Linked DNA regions of Mus musculus: region 2 is linked to region 1. The links are chromatin loops, found by intact Hi-C in ENCODE. Cell type or tissue: heart. All regions are shown on one strand. Each heading gives the region's core, and the rest is flanking DNA. Links, peaks and the distances in the headings are about the cores only. Region 1 holds the start of Eif3j1 (eukaryotic translation initiation factor 3, subunit J1). Region 2 holds the start of Spg11 (SPG11, spatacsin vesicle trafficking associated).

Region 1 (8,334 bases), core at 34-8,033:
TATTTACATGTATTGGATATATACAGAATTGGAATGTAAAAACAATCCAGGGGCTGGAGAGATGGCTCAGTGGTTAAGAGCACTGACTGCTCTTCCGAAGGTCCAGAATTCAAATCCCAGCAGCCACATGGTGGCACAACCATCCGTAATGAGATCTGATGCCCTCTTCTGGGGTGTCTGAAGATAGTGACAGTGCACTTATATATAATAATAAATCTTAAAAAAAAAATCCAAAGAATAGTAAACATCTCTTCAAGATCTATGTGGTCAAACAATTTTTCCTGTATTCTTTATTGTAAGAAGGATTCATTATTGAGTCATTTTTAAGGCGAATTACTGAGCATTTATTATGTACCAGGTACTGGGAATACAGCAGCAAAGAAAAGAGAGAGCTACATGTTTGCACACAGGTCTGCCACCCCATCTCACCTAATTGGGAAGCAGAGGCAGGAGGATGAATCTAGAGTGAAGGTCAACAATTAACTAGCAAGTTCCAGATCTAAGACCTTGTTTTATCCCCCCCCCCATCTCACAATAACGGGGAACAAGCAAGAGACCCATGCTTCAGATAGAAAACAGGATCATCACAGAAGGAATGTGATGACAAACCTGGAAAACAGATAACCAAGCGTGCTATCACAGTTTATATGATGCTAGGGACTGAACTCGGGGCCTTCTGCATGCTAGGCAAGCACTCTGCCCACTGAGCTACATGTCAAGCCCACAGAAGGGACTCCTGCAAAGGGGACATTTGGCTTTAATGTGAAAGAGGAGAAGCGATCCATGGGGAGTGTGGGAAGAGCACCACAGTCAGAAATATTGACTCTAAAGCTCCTAGAAGTAGCCTCAGCAATGAAGGGAATAAGGGAGGTGGGGGTGGGGCAATCAGAGGGTAGGAGAAATGGCAGAGGGAGAAAAAGATGAAGAAAAAGAGACCAGCATATGTCTGAAGTAGGACAGCCTATGCAAGGTCTTATTGACCAGGAAAAGACGCTGAACTTTCATTTGGGGACAGGGTCACATATAACCCAGGCTGCCCTCAGACTTCCTATGGAGTTGAGTATGGCTTTCCTTTTCCATCCTCCTGCCTCCACCTCCTGAGTGTGTGGGGTTACATTGTGTGCATGTATCATTTATATGGTGCTAAGGATTGAATTTATGGCCTTGTGCATGTTGGGCAAACAGTCTGCCAACTATGTTACATCCCCAGGCTAAAAAGTTGAGGTTTTTCTAAAAACAAAGTCATTAAAGATATTTTATCTGGAAGGAAGCAATGTTATTTACTATTTATTCAGACAGGTTGGGACAGATCCTGGATGCATAAGTCTTCCTTCCTAGGGTCTTGTCTTAATTTGGATTCACGACTGGATCAACATGTATTACAATGCTTTACTCAATTTATTGATTTAAACATTAGTCACATCTAACATTCACAGCGATTAGACTGGTATTTGACTAAAAGCTAGGGGACATAGGTACCACAGTCTAGTCAAGCTGATAAATAGAATTAGCCATTCTGTTGCCTTTGACCTTAAAATAGTTTTCAGACTGGTTCCTTCCTCTCCATTGTCACTGGCTTAATTTGGGCTTGAGTTATCCTTGCAGAATTAATTCATTCGAGTTGGAAATCGCATAGCTCAGTGGTAATGCAAGGAAGGCAGAGGCTCTTGGTTTTATCCTATACTTATGTACTAGGTACTTTGTAAAATCATAAATGGATTTTTTTTTTTTTTTTTTTTGGTTTTTTGAGACAGGACTTCTCTGTGTAGCCCTGGCTGTCCTGGCACTCTGTAGACCAGGCTGGCCACCACGTGTGCCACCACGCTGGGCGGATGCTTTCTTTTATAGAGCGTCATCTCTCATTTTAATAATGCTGTCGAACAGCTGAGCGTGGTGGCGCACGCCTTTAATCCCAGCTCTCGGGAGGCAGAGGCAGGCTGATTTCTGAGTTTGAGGCCAGCTTGGTCTACTGAGTGAGTTCCAGGACAGCCAGGGCTACACAGAGAAATCCTGTCTCGAAAACAAACAAACAAACAAACAAACACAAAAAAATTGCGGTAGAACATTTCTTGAAAGACCACCTTATAAAATGTTTACTTGTAGACGAAAAATACACAAGAAACGGAAAGTACTAAGAATGGCTGATGTGTGTCTGTTTTTTTTAAAGACTTAAAACCTAAGCTCATGCCTTTAATCCCAGCACCTGGGAGCCAGCCTGGTTCACAGAGCGAGTTCCAGGACAGCCCAGGCTACAGAGAGAAACTTGTCTTAAAAACAAAGCAAAACAAAACAAAAAACTTTAAAAACAATGAATATATTGGAAAATCAGACAATATCTAAACTAGCTCCTTCCTTCTTAATGTCCTTACTGGGAAGCCCTGTGCCAAGGGGGAGAGAATTTTGCTCCTTTTAGGTTCTTTTTATCAGTTTACCTGTTAGAATGCACTCAGATGAGCACCACAAGCCTTCTCTCTACCAGAAATGCACCGGAGCACAAGTCACTTGGTTTCTCAAACTCCAGCTTCACCAGTGCCTACCGCGGGCAGAAAACTGAAACTTCCGTCGTCGTTAATGCTACCTTTTTAACATCTAACCTCATAATGCTTCTTTTTGTTGCAGCCACTGCACTGTGTCGAAATCTGTTTACATAACTATTTTGCTACTGTGTTGAGGACAAACTAGAATAAGCCTGGGACGGACCACGGAACTCCGAAATGTTTTCGCCAAAACAATCACCGTGCAGGACTTCGGGTGATCACCGGAAGGGAGAACCAGGGAGACTTGGAGTATACTTCCATCTCCGTGCCCGAATGCTAGGAGGCCACGGGATATCTGCCCTGTCCACTTCCTCCTCGCTGCTCGCCTGCTGCCGGCTCACGATCAGCCAGCACTAGAAGACCCACTCGCTAGCCGAGCACCGCCCGACTCACGCGTGCGCACTTCCTTTCTCTTCTCGCGGGGGGTGGGGGATGAGGGGGTGAGGGGTGTGGCTTGGGGGGACCAGGCTGGTCCGCGTCTCCCAGCCCAGCGTCGCCCCACCCCGCCCGCCCCGCCCCTGCCGCGCGCGTCGCCCGTGGGGCGGAGCCTCTGCCGGGCGCCCAGTCAGCCACTGTCCCAGCCTGCCCTGCGCGGGCCAACGAGAGCCAGCCCAGTGACTCACCTCTGCCGCGCTAACTCTTCGCAGCTCTTCCCATCGCACACGCTCACCCCCGGTTCGAGATGGCGGCGGCGGCGGCGGCGGCAGCGGCGGCGGGGGACTCAGACTCTTGGGGTGAGCAGAAGTTCCGGCCCAAATGCGGGCTGTGGCGGCCCCGCTCCCACGCGGGTACTAACGCGACTCGCTCTCTTCCGTAGACGCGGACACGTTCTCTATGGAGGACCCGGTGCGGAAGGTCGCGGGCGGCGGCACGGCCGGCGGGGACCGCTGGGAAGGCGAGGACGAGGACGAGGACGTGAAGGTAGGTTCGGGCCCGGGAGCCAGGCTACGCCCGTGGGCGCCGGCTGCGGGCGGGGAGATCGGGCCCCCGGGGCGCCGCCCGGGCCTGCGGGCCGTGGGTCCCGCGTGAGCTTCGGCCCGGAGGTTCCCTCGGCTGGACGGCCATGTGGGCAGCAAGGCGGCAGCTTGTCCGGCCGGACTCTGCGGAGGGTGGTGACCGCCTGGGCCCCAGCCCTTCACCGAGGGTCGGCTCTCTGGCCTGGAACCTAACTGGAGACGAGAAGTGACAGCAGCAGTCCGGTCGGCCCACGTGCTATCTTCGCAGTCCAGAACCTCTCACCGAAACTAGGCGAACAGATCGGGAACTCGGTTTCAGTGTTTGTCCCATATGGAAAGTCGTGGATCCGCTTTTCCTAGTTCGGCTCTCCCATGTGTCAGTAACTTAGGTATGATTGTGAAGGCCGGTAGCTCGTTTGAGCGATTAGATGGAGAAAATACATTGAATTTTCTAAACTAGAATTGGAGTAGTAAAACAACTTTTAGCTCTCCCTTCCCCCACCCTGTGGTAAGAAGGATGAACTGAGAGCACTGAGATAACCATCGGGTTAGTGGACAGAACTGTGAACTCTGAAAAACAGAGCTAACAGTTATTCATCTACACAGGGACAGACAGGCTTAGAAAAAAACCCCAAAGAGTTGGTGGTTGTGGTAGACCAGGGGCCAGTGGTTTGTTTGTTTTTTTTTTTTTTTGTATTGTAAATTCGAGTCCTATTCACCTTTATTGTTCTTAAAAACTCTCACGGGCTCATCTTACAGCTTTAGATATACTGTTTGGATTTTTCATTTTTACTCTGAACTTTGCTGAAGTGTATGTCTACTTTACCAGACAGCCTGAATTTGAGGAATGAAGTGATCTTTGTGTACATTGAAGTTAATAATGAAGTTAATAATAGTGCTGTTGACTGGCTACTTACGTGCTTTCTTTATCTATTGTATGTATACACTTGGGCATGGTTTGTTACCGACCTTATATTATCCTATCACGGCAGATTTTCAGTTTTGACTTTTCACTTTTCCTAGGAAGTAGAAGTTAGGACATCTTATAAAGTTAAAGAAGTTAAAGTTGGGCTGGAGAGATGGCTCAGCGATTAAGAGCACTGACTGCTCTTCTGAAGGTCCTGAGTTCAAATCCCAGTAACCACTAGCCACCCATCTGTAATGAAATCTGATGCCCTCCTACAGTGTACTTATATGTAATAATAAATAAGTCTTGGGAAAAAAAAAAAGTCAAGAGATGGGAGTAAGTTTAAAACAAAACAGGGGACAGTGGGGGGAAAGTAAAGGAGGCGGGAATAAATGCCAAAAGGTTGTTTAAAGCTTTCAGTAATGATGCCATGTAGTATCTACCTGGGGTTATGGAATGTAAATGGTGTCATTCCTGATGTTTATAATTCGTATCACTTAACAGTGGTTGTGGACCTTCCTGGTGCTGTGAACTTTTAGCTTGTATTTAACATGTTGTGGTGACCTCTCCCAAGCATAAAGTTATTTTTTGCTACTTTATAACTAATTTTGCTGCTATTATGAATTGTAAATATCTGATGCAGGATATCTGAGCTCTGAAAGGGTTGTTGGAGACCCACAGTGAGAACCACTGTAAGTTGATAAGTGTAAGAGCTAACTTTGGGGAGACTTAGAGGTGAGTTACTTGTAAAATCCACGTATCCACTCACTCTTTCAGTGCAGACTTACTTTCGTATACATAACCAGTCTTTTTTTTTGGTATTTTTCAAGACAGGGTTTTTCTGTGTAGCCCTGGCTGTCCTGGAACTCACTCTGTAGACCAGGCTGGCCTCAAACTCAGAAATCCGCCTGCCTCTGCCTCCCGAGTGCTGGGATTAAGGGAGTGCACCGGCTGACATAACCAGTCTCATACATAATGTTTGAAGTTGATGTTGCAGATTGGAAGCTGATTTTGTCCATCCTGTTGTAGTGTTAAAATTTTGCTTTATTTCTGTCTCATGATACAGTATATAAAAATAGTTTTTGACTCCTGGGTTTTAGAAACAAACTGGATTATGTTACCTTGGCATTTTCTAGTTACTCTTTCTCAATATGTAAGTAATTGTAATGAGACTTGCATTACATACTTTTTTTGTTGTTTTTTGCATGTTTTGTTTAGAGACTGGGTCTCACTGTGTCAACCAGGCTGGCTTTGAACTTCACAGAAGTCTGCCTGGCTCTGCCTCGTGAGTGCTGGGATTAAAAGAGTACACCAACATCAGAATCACTTTTTTTTTTAAGATTTGTTTATTTATTTTATGTACATAAGCACACTGTAGCTGTGCAGATGGTTGTGAGCCTTCATGTGGTTATTGGGGATTGAATTTTTTGTAGGACCTTACTCGCCTCAGAGTAAGAGTGAGAGTCCCTGCTTGCTCTGGCCCAAAGATTTATTATTATAAATAAGTACACTGTAGCTGTCTTCTGATACACTAGAAGAGGGCGTTAGATCTCATTACAGGTAGTTGTGAGCCACCATGTGGTTGCTGGGATTTGAACTCAGAACCTTTGGAAGAGTAGTCAGTGATTGATCTCACCCACTGAGCTATCCTGCCAGCCCTACTTTGTGGTTTTTTTTTTTTTTGAGACAGGGTTTCTCTGTGTAGCCCTGGCTGTCCTGGAACTCACTTTGTAGACTAGGCTGGCCTCGAACTCAGAAATCCACCTGCCTCTGCCTCTCAGGTGCTGGGATTAAAGGCATGCCACCACCGCCCAGCTCCTACTTTGTGTTTTAAATGAGCATTAGCAGGGCTTCCTAGCACTTGGTAGATATTCAGGAAATACTAATTTTCATTGATGTCTTCCTTCTTTTATCCTAATGGAAATATTTTGACTGCTAAAATCTAATATCTGAGGTTTATTTTATGCCACACTTTATCATTTCCTAAGGCCAGAAGGATCATATTTCTTCTAGTGTCTATTTACTATGAATTTTGTGTTTTTATTGGAAGATCATGGTTATCAAACAAATTTGCCCATTCAGAAGTTTGTTAGAATTGAAATTTGTCACCTTGCATAGCAGTGAGTTATATTACAAACTATTGAATTTTGGTGTTTTAGCATTTAATCATTTTGTGGTAGTATGCAAGACTTATTTGTTTTCATGAAGTCAAATAATCGTAGTTCTTAAACAATTCAGTATGTGAATTAAAAAAACAAGATTGGTGAATGGCAAGTGTAGTTCAGGAAGTGAGGAAGTCGGAAGAGTCCCCTGAGTTCAAGAGGTTAAGACCAACTTGGCCGGTAGAGCAAGAGTTCTATGGCAAAACTGTAGGAAGTGTTTTTTTTTTTTTTTTTTTTTTTTTTTTTCGAGACAAGAGTTTCTCTGTATAGCCCTGGCTGTCCTGGAACTCACTTTGTAGACCAGGCTGGCCTCGAACTCAGAAATCTGCCTGCCTCTGCCTCCCGAGTGCTGGGATTAAAGGCGTGCGCCACCACGCCCGGCGGAAGTGTTCTTTTAATGTGGGGTCAAGTGCTTGATCTTTATAAATTACCAGTTTAATGCCACTTACAGTGTCTATCTTAGTTACTCACTCTAGTTGACGGTCCTTTTTAGTATTTTACCTTTCTGGTTGTTCAGTAGCTGTCTTGCAGTGACAAAAATGGACATAAGCTATAGACCTCTTAATATTCATGGAGGAGGACAGACTTTTTCCCAGTATAAAGGTAAAACCTAGTGGCTAGAGAGATGGCCTAAGAGCAGTGTTCTCTTCAAGAGGACCAGAGTCAGATTCCTAGCATTTACATCACAGCTGTCTGTGGCTTTAGCTCCAGGCATCTGGTATCTCTGTCCTTGTAGACCTGCTGTCACACGCACATGCATATCCACAGGTAGGCAGACATACTTTTTTTTTTTGGGGGAAGTAAGGAGTGTACATCTTATTTTTACTTAGTATTTACTTAGACTTTTTCTTACTATCCTGATATGCAGAGGTAGCAGGAAGAAATGTTTGCTTTGTGTGTGTGTGTGTATATGAATATATATATATATATGAATATATATATGTGTGTATGTATGTGTGTATATATATATGACTAGAGTAATGTGCAGGATGTAGATGCAGTACCTACTGAAAGGATGAGTACCTACTGAAAGCACGGGCAATGCAGCTTTAAAGTCATTTTACTAGATTCCCTACGTCCATTTCAGTTGAACAGGTTACAGATTGGGTTTATTATTCGAAAGATGTACAGAGGAAACTTCTGACTGTGTTCAGCTGTCTCTGGCATTTTTTATTTTGTTTTTGTTTGTTTTTTTTATGTTTAGTTATTTCAGGCAGGATCTCATGTGGCCCAAGGCTGGCCTCACTCTCAGCCAGCTGAATTCTGGGACCTTGCCTACAGACATTTGAGTACTAGGATTGAAGGCATGTACAACTACTCCTAGTTTATGCCTCCTTCAGGATAGAACTCAGGGCAAGCCACCAACTAAACTACATCTCCAGCCCTCAGCTGTGTGTTTCTCTAGTTGCCTTGTAGAATTTATTACACAAGGTCTCAGAGAACTGTCCCAGGTAAAAGCTATGCACTGAGCAGTCAAGTCTTACTCATTTACTTTAAGGATCTGTCCAAATTAATAATACAAATCCTCCAGAATAAGGACATCTTTTTTCAAGTATTAGCACTTCTGAGGAATAGGATCTATATTTAATTTGATTTTTGTTTGTCTTTTTGTGTGTATGTGTGTGTTTGTCTTTTTATATTCTACTTTTGGGGTAGGATTTCCTTCCAATTTGGATCTTCTGGCTTCAGCCTTCCAATTTTTAAAAATTTTTATTTTTTGGCTTTTTCGAGACAGGGTTTCTCTCTATAGCCCTGGCTTTCCCGGAACTCAC
Region 2 (8,334 bases), core at 66-8,065, 89 kb after region 1:
ACTGATGGAGGAGGACCACATGTTTGAGGGTGGCCTGTGCTACACAGTCACACTGTCTAAGAAAGGAAGCAAAAGTCCCAGACCTAAAATGACACTTACTGACACCTTGATCTTCAGTGAGCTTCTGCAGTGTCCTCCCACAACAGCCGTGTAATAAGGCTGCGTCACATCTTCCATCTCTCAAGTCAAATTCATATACGAGCAGCTCATAATCTTCTCTGGCAACAAGCAGCTTGGGCCTGTCTCTTGATGTGCTGTTCTGAGACTCCTCCCATAGGAACCTAAGAAAAAAAGTTTAGATTTATTGTGTTTCTATACCCACAATCCCACTAACCACAATAGTGGGGACCAACGGGCAGAACAAGGACAGCTTAGTTCACTGACAGCACCAACTCCACAATCCAGCCTAAGGGAATGAAAACACCGTCACAACTCTCTTCCTTCCCTTCCCTTCCCGTCTCCTAACTTCTTCCCACTCTTTTCCTCTACACTGAGAGTGGGGGTATGAAGTGAACACAGGGCAAGAAACTGTTCCCTTCAGCTTTTTAAACATCTTTTAAAAGCCTAATTATTCTTTGTAGGCCTGACTGTCCTGGTACTTGCTATGTAGACCAGGCTGGCCTCAAACTCACAGAGATCCACCTGTCTCTTCCTCCTGAGTGCTGGGATCAAAGGCATGTGCCACCATACCCAGTTGTAAATTTATTCCTTATAAAGTAAGTATATTACTTATTATAATCAATAAAATGGGCTTATACAGCTGGCGGTGACTCAAGTGGTTGAGAATACTTGTTCACAAATACAGTAACTGCAGTTCCAGGGGATCTGACATCCTTTCCTGGTCTCTGCTGGTACCATGCACATGATGCACATATATACTTGCAGGCAAACGCTCACAAACAAAAAATAAATAATGTTTTAAATGGGCTTTGACTGAATTGGATTATTTCAGATTTAAAAATTAATTATTTACATCTGCAGTCTTTGAGTACTCCAGAATGCTATGTTACAGAACAACCCTCCCTAATAGAACTTTGTGATGATACAAATGTTCTATTTCAGTGCTGCTCAAGACAGCCAACAATCCGTGGGCAGATATGGCTACAGGGCACTTCTACTGTGGGTACTGCAAAAAAGAACTGTTACGGTAAAGACGGTCCAGCTTAGCCACATGTGGCTGGCTAATGACTATCATACTAGACAGCATAGTCACCAAAGTTGGCTAGCAAGGACAGAGAGAGACTAATTATATTACATTATATTTTAAAATAAACCTAAGGGCTGTAGAAGTTGCTTAGGGGCTAAAGAGCTAGCTCCACAGGCTGGAGAGTGGCACTTGGATACTCAGAACCCACACGAGAGCCAGTCAGGCTTGGTGGCCTGGCTGCCTGTAATCCTAGCACTCAGGAGTCAGAGACAAAAGATCCTGGGGACAAGCTAGCCATCTAGACCAACTCAAGCCTGTGAGCTCTTGGTTTCAGATCGAGACTCTGACTCTGAAATGAAGAGGAGGGTCAGCAATGGTTCATCAGGGAAGGACACATGCATGTGCTTTGCAACCTGAGTTGGATCTCTGAACTCCATGTCAAGGTGGATGCAGAGAACCAACCGCATGGAGTTGTTTTCTGACCTCCACAGTTTTATGCTGTGCCATGTTCATGAGCACGTGCACACACACCCAAACATTAATAATAATAAATAAAAAATTCAAATTACTGTGGCAAGCAATCTAGGAAGACACTCAATATCAATATCAGGCCTCCACATGTATACATGCACACATTCACACACATGTAAAAACTAAAATAAAAAGGTCCAAGCTGGGCATAGCAACATTGTCTTAGCTACTCAGAAGGCCGAGGAAGGGTCTCTTGAGCCCAGAAACTGAACACCCTAAGCAACATAGCAAGACTCTATCACTGGGTTGGAGAGATGGCTCAGCGGTTAAGAGGGCAGACTGCTCTTCCAAAGGTCCTGAGTTCAAATCCCAGCAACCACATGGTGGCTCACAACCATCTGTAACAGGGTCTGATGCACTCTTCTAGTGTGTGTCTGAAGACAGCTACAGTGTATTCATAGTAATAAAATAAATAAATCTTAAAAAAAGAAAAGACTATCACTAATATGTATGAGCCAGATCTGGTGACTCGATAGCAATCACTTTCTTTAGTGGCTGAGACAAGAAGACTGAGTTTGGGGCCAGTCTGGGCTACAGAGAAAGACCTATCTTAAGATCAGTCAATATGGCCCAACTCTGAAAACACTAAAAGAGATGAGGCTACCACTCTGATAGTTTCAACTTCTTTTAAAAACTTTGCTTTTCTACAATAATAAGTTTATATTAAATGGGGTGGCTATGAGGTTCTTATTAGAAACACTGACAGTTCCCATTTCTGCCTTTATATACCAAGAACACACAGGCACTCCAACACACACCAGACATGAGAACAGTAGAAAGCTGGGATGGAAGTACGTGCTTATAATTCCAGCATTGGAGAGGAGGAGGTAAGAGGGTTGGGAACTCACAGGCATCCTTGGGTCCAGGCCAGCCTGAGCTCCATGAGACCGTATCACAAGGGGGTAAAAAGATGGGTTAAAATACTTGCTGACTCAGCAAACTCATCTTGTGTCTATAGAGCTGTTGAAGAGCCTGGAGACTCAAAGTGAGATACCTGTTGGCTATACAGTCTCATATAGATTGATCCTAAAATACTTACTTCCCTTTATTAAAAAGGTCAGCATATACTCAGGGGACTTCTAAACTTTATGATGTAAACTGTTTTATGAAAAGTGGAAAGCAATATAATATTGTAATTCTCTACCTTCTCAATCCATGGGAGCCTCATGTCTAAGAAACAGCGGACATGCCAGGTATGGAGTATACAAGCCTGTAATCTCAGCATTAGAAGGGGTAAAACAGGAGGATTGTGAATTGCAAGCCAATCTGGCTATATCTTGAGACTGTGATTTAAACATGGAAAACGTAGGGCTGGAATACCGTTCAGTGACCTCAGAGCACTTGTGTAAATGAATGGACAAGTTTAAAGAGGAGCAGGGGCTGGAGTGGGCGTGGTGGTGGCTGTGTTTGCAAGAAAACATTATTTTAGAGACAAAAAAAAATGCTTTAGAAATAAGCCTTATCTGGCATTTTAAAACAAAGTAGACTGTCTGGTAGTGCAGGCAGAGACAGGCCGATCTCTGTAGGCTCCAGGCTATATTTCGAGTTCTAGAATACCTAGGGATACATAGTGAAGAGGGGGAGGAGGAGGTAGAGAAAGATAGGCTTAGAACTCCTTTCAGTGACAATCTGTATTGAATTAAAGAAACAGGACCTGTGCTGAGACCCATCCAGGGTTTGCAGGGGCTATCAAGGAGTGAGACATCTTCTCTGTCCACCCAGGAAGTGAGCCGTGAGTTGCAACAAGGTGAGGATTTCACTTCGGGATGGGAAAGGTTCCGAGAGGCACGGGGCTCGATCCTGAGGAGGCTCCCCAGTGGTTCATCCTCTCCCACCAACCCAGGGGCCGGCGAGAGGCGAGCCCAGGACTCCCCTCCGGAGCGGCTCAGATTTCAGCCTCCTCCCACAGCCTGCAGCCGTCCCGCAGCACTTACTGCCTAAAGGGTCCTGGGAGGCAGCAGCTGCTCCCACCCCTGCTGCCCGGCGCCAAGGAAAGCACTTGGAGACTGCCCGCAGCCGTCAGGCTCCCCAGGGCCTCCAGCTCTCGGTGCAGCTGCGCCCGCGGTCCCAGCTGCGCCGTCTCCTCAGCTGGGATCCGCACCAGCAGCATGGGCAGGACCCGCTCCATGGCCCCGGCACAGCCGGGGGAGGCAGCACTTCCGGGCCCTGGCTGGGCAGCCATCTTGGCCTGGGCGGTCCTTCCGGTAGAGGCGCCCGAATGCGTCACGGACCTGCGCAGTGATTCGGACCTTGTGACTCTCACGAGAGAGGCGGTCCTGCGCCCGGCATTTGCTCAGCTTGGGGTGGAGGCGGCTCTAAACGGAATCCTGCAAAAACCACGCCTGCCCCTCCCTGCTCAGCTCAATTCAATAATACGCCAGGGCCTTTCAGCTGCTTGTGCTGTCCTTGCTACCAAAGATTTCTAAGGCAGGTGCTTCTTACTCCATTGAAACCCTGTTGCTGGCTCCTCTTCACTTTTTGTGCTGCTCGGTTAACAGGCATCTGGTAGTGCGCTTTTCTTGGTAGCAAGTACTCTTTTAAAGTCTAGAACTAATAAAGAACCCTCTACCATTTTAAAAAAAAAAAAAAAAAGCAGGGCTTCACAACAGACCCCCTCCCCCCATCCCCGGCTTCGAGAAATCGGCCCCTCTACGGAGTGGTATGGAGTTTTGGAAAGCAACTATCTCCATCAGATGCCTGGGATCCCAGAGTTTGAAAAATCAATCTGACTCATTTCCCCCATCAGGAAGTTTTGAAGAGCAGTTTACCAAAAATAAAATAAAATAAAATAAAATAAATTCTACAAGCCCTTCCTCCTCCTGACTGCAAAAACTAATTTTCAGACCCTTCGAGATGAATTTTCTTGTACCCGTGGGTACCCAGTCTCAGGATTTGGGAGTGTAAACTTCTCAGACCAATAGATCTCCTTTTGAGGTCAAACAATCTATTCTTTGTGGTCCTCCACCAAGGACTCTGTTACAAACATGAAGGTTAACATGGAGATTGAAGTCAAACGATATCCTTTGTAACAGATGGATGCATACAGAGTAGAGATGGTGAAATAGTTCACCTTTCAATTTCTTCTGTTTTTCTCAGGAAAGTACAATCTGATACAGAAGAGAAGAGGTAGAGAGCTATTGAAAAGGCATTTGGTCAAGCTATTTATTTGATAAAGGTTCTCTAGTGGCCTTAGACACCTGATCCTCCTTCACCAGCTTTTCAGGTTCTAGGAATACAGGATTATGCCTCCATGCCTACTTAACAGTGTCTTTCTAACACAGCCACTTCTACAAACTGAACATTTTGACTTAATGGCAACCTGCTAACATGCCTTCCTGGCTCAGTCTAAAGTCTAAAGCCCCTCTCTATTCCAGTCACTCTCAAATCATAGTATTTATGACTAATTAACATTTTATGTCAATTCCTGACCAAACTCTATGTAAGCCTGGAAATAGCAGAGACCTGTGCACCACTGTTATCTTCCTGCCTGAATCCCAGCCTGGCTCATAAAAGGTACTTTAGTATTTCTTGATGAATGCAGGACTTCATTTGACAAAATGCTGCCATGTTCTTCTCTTTCTTTCTTTCTTTCTTTCTTTCTTTCTTTCTTTCTTTCTTTCTTTCTTTCTTTCTTTCTTTCTTTCTTTCTTTCTTTTAAATTTACTTTATTTATGAGTACACTGTAGCTGTCTTCAGACACACCAGAAAAGGGCATGGGATCTCATTAAAGGTGGTTGTGAGCCACCATGTGGTTGCTGGGAATTAAACTCAGGACCTCTGGAAGAGCATTGAGTGCCCTTAACCACTGAGCCATCTCTCCAGTCCCCATGTTATTTTCTTATGTCAAGGAAGATGCTTATATCCAAATCTCTCAGCCTTAGCTGAACTGTTTGGTTTACATAAAGTCTGGCAACACGGAAGCAACATCCCAGATTAGACTTTTATTAAATACAAGGCCTTTCCCCTTATTAGGAAGGATATTCTTGACATATTCAAAAAAATGTCCTTCGTTGTAATTCCAAACTTACAAACAAGTTTCAACATATCATTTGATATTTCTTTAATCATACCTAAAGTAGTCATGCCTTAATTTTAGGCAAGTCACCTAGATTTTAAGAAAGGATATGACAATGTGGCAGGGTCCTCCAACATAACAAAGTATAGGAAATGGCCTCAACTGTCACTGTAGACAGGTGATGGAGTTCCGTTTCTGATATTTCAGCTTCTCACATTAACTAATACATCAGTAGATACAGGCAAGCCTACAAAGAACAAGAGTTAACTGCAAACACAATTCCATTTTACAAGTATTTATGGTTTAATTCATGCTTGGCTCATTCTAACAGTGGGTAAGTTCTAAGGACAGAGATGTTCTCTTATTTCTCTTATAGCCTGAAATAGTCTCTCAACTGTTGTTTGAATGAACTAGTTATTCAACTTTTCAGACTATGGCTCTGAAATAGCACCTACAAGTGACCAAACACTGAGAATAAATACAAAGTTGTGGCTAAACAGACCACAGGGCCCTAATGAGTCCAGACTGGGTTACTCAGTAAATGCCTGAGTATCTAGAGCAACTTTTAGATTTTTGTATTACATTTTCACACACATACACACACTCCACAGTGAACCTTTGGAGGTCACAGGACAACTTGCAGGAGTCACTTGCCTCATTACATGATATGAATCTACCTGCTGAGCCATCTCACTGACCCAAGAACTTTGTTTGTTTATTTGGTTGGTTTGGTTTGGGGTTTTTGAGACAGAATCTCATATCTCACTATGTAGTCTTGGCTGGCTTGGAACTCACTTCTGACCCTAAGTGATAAGACCAAAGGCATGTATGACCATGCTTGGCTCATAGAACTAGGTGTAAAGCTCATTATTTTCCATGATCACAGTTTATAGGAGATTTGATGCACAGACTTGGACTGGGCTTGACAAGGTGAGACTTTGTTTATATAAGCACTTACTCCATTCTGGCTTCCAGCTGCTGAACTAATTGCTTGTCCATGTGATGGCAGAACAGGGAAGCAGATTCCTGGGGAAGGCTAGAGGCTCCGCCAAGGATGCTGCAGGCAACTGAGCTATCTCCCAGGCAATCAGAATCACCAAGTCTGTCCTAAGGGACAGAAAAGAGAGGCCTAGCAGAGCCTTTATGTTTATGCAGGAAACTGATGTCCAGGCAAAGTCTGTTATTCCTCTTCCACCACTGTAGGCATAGATTCCATCGCAGACAGCGATTGAGAGGTAACGTCTGTACATTTGCTATGCACCTGATGATGCCTAGCCATCCTCCTTCCTATTTGATTTTAACTCTAAGGAGTTGATAGTACTACTCCCAGCTGAGGAAACTGACTAAGACGTGAAGTGTGTCAAAGTTACATTGCAGTAGACAGGTCTGTCTGACTCGAAGTGTATTTTCTTTAATTACTATGACCCTGTCCCCTGTGGGAAACCAACATTCCGACATAGGACACTATGTAGGGCAGGGCAGGAGAAGATTCAGCACTCGAATCTATTCTTCAGGAACTCTTTCCCAGGGCTCCCACACACCAGGGCATTGGCGTGTATTGACAAGGCCTTTACAGTCTTACCAGGTTGCACAGTCACTGCTGGATCGGAGGGAAGGATCCAGGGATACCAGCTGCTCTCCATGACTCAGCAAGGCATATAGCAGAGATATCCCAAACTGTGAGCGAAATACAGTTCAAGACAAAATGAGGTCTACAGTTCTACAGGCTCCCCTGGCTTTGCTGTCTTCCTCCAACTTAAAGGACAGGCTTGTGTGTACAGATAGAGAGCAATATACAAGAGCTGCCAGATTTTACAGCTAAACAAAGAGCTCTTCCACACCCAAAGGAACCACTGCCCTGAACTTTCCATGCGCTCTCTGAGAGCTGACAAGATGGGGGTCATCTAGTGAATGAGGAGCCTGGACTCTGCTGCAGGTGGTCTGTGGGCCATACTTTCAGAAGCACTACTTTAAGCACACAAGAGCACACAAGAGAATGCCCTAGAAATTGACAGAGACTGTCAAATCTATAGTGGCATACTTAAAAACTTGCTGTTGTAGACTGGGGTGGAGTTCAGTGGTATGGAAAGTGCTGAGTAGACACAGGCCTTGTTTGAATGCTCAGCACAAAGAAAAATATAAGAGCCGGGGCATGGTGGCACACGCCTTTAATCCCAGCACTGGGGAGGCAGAGGCAGGCGGATTTCTGAGTTCGAGGCCAGCCTGGTCTACAAAGTGAGCTCCAGGACAGCCAGGGCTATACAGAGAAACCCTGTCTCGAAAAACCAAGGGAAAAAAAAAACAAAACAAAGAAAAACAAGACTGTCTTTCCTTTAGTCAGGAACTAATATTATAGACACGTGGGATATCTGTCTGCCGTGGGATATCTGTCTGCCTCTCCCTCCCTCCCCCTCCTTCCTCCCCCCCCCCCCCCGCCTCTCTCCCTCTCTCCTCTAAAGGGTATACAATAAAAAGTTTGGAGACACACCTTTAATACCAGCACTTGGGAGGCAGAGGCAGGCGAATTTCGGAGTTTGAGGCCAGCCTGGTCTACAGAGTGAGTTCCAGGACAGCCAAGGCTACACAGAGAATCCCTGTCTCGAAAAAAACCAACCCCCCCCCCAAAAAAAAAAAGGTTTGG

Evidence for each region. A loop is a pair of places that touch in the nucleus more often than their neighbours do. Peaks named below come from ENCODE experiments on the same cell type or tissue, not always from the same donor. Only the 100,000 strongest peaks of a DNase experiment are listed, where the experiment ranks them.
Region 2: a loop joins it to region 1, with 10 times the contacts of the local background. A loop is called at or near these places in 2 of 42 quality-filtered maps.

Annotation. Positions count from the first base shown.
Region 1 is chr2:122,025,454-122,033,787 of GRCm38, forward strand. It overlaps Eif3j1 (eukaryotic translation initiation factor 3, subunit J1), which reads left to right and starts at 3,127. Exons shown (of 8, transcript NM_144545.4): 1 at 3,127-3,271; 2 at 3,355-3,458. The coding sequence starts at 3,220. In heart, for the core only: a CTCF peak has its summit at 4,018; DNase peaks (open chromatin) are centred at 1,838, 3,008 and 3,678; H3K4me3 peaks cover 2,864 bases; H3K27ac peaks cover 2,003 bases.
Region 2 is chr2:122,114,509-122,122,842 of GRCm38, forward strand. Spg11 (SPG11, spatacsin vesicle trafficking associated) reads right to left here and starts at 3,878. Exons shown (of 40, transcript NM_145531.2): 1 at 3,613-3,878; 2 at 100-281. The coding sequence starts at 3,860. Patl2 (protein associated with topoisomerase II homolog 2 (yeast)) reads right to left here. Exons shown (of 18, transcript NM_026251.2): 16 at 7,276-7,370; 17 at 6,652-6,800; 18 at 5,600-5,940. The coding sequence ends at 6,677. In heart, for the core only: no CTCF peak of the experiment used is centred there; a DNase peak (open chromatin) is centred at 3,893; H3K4me3 peaks cover 1,864 bases; H3K27ac peaks cover 2,216 bases.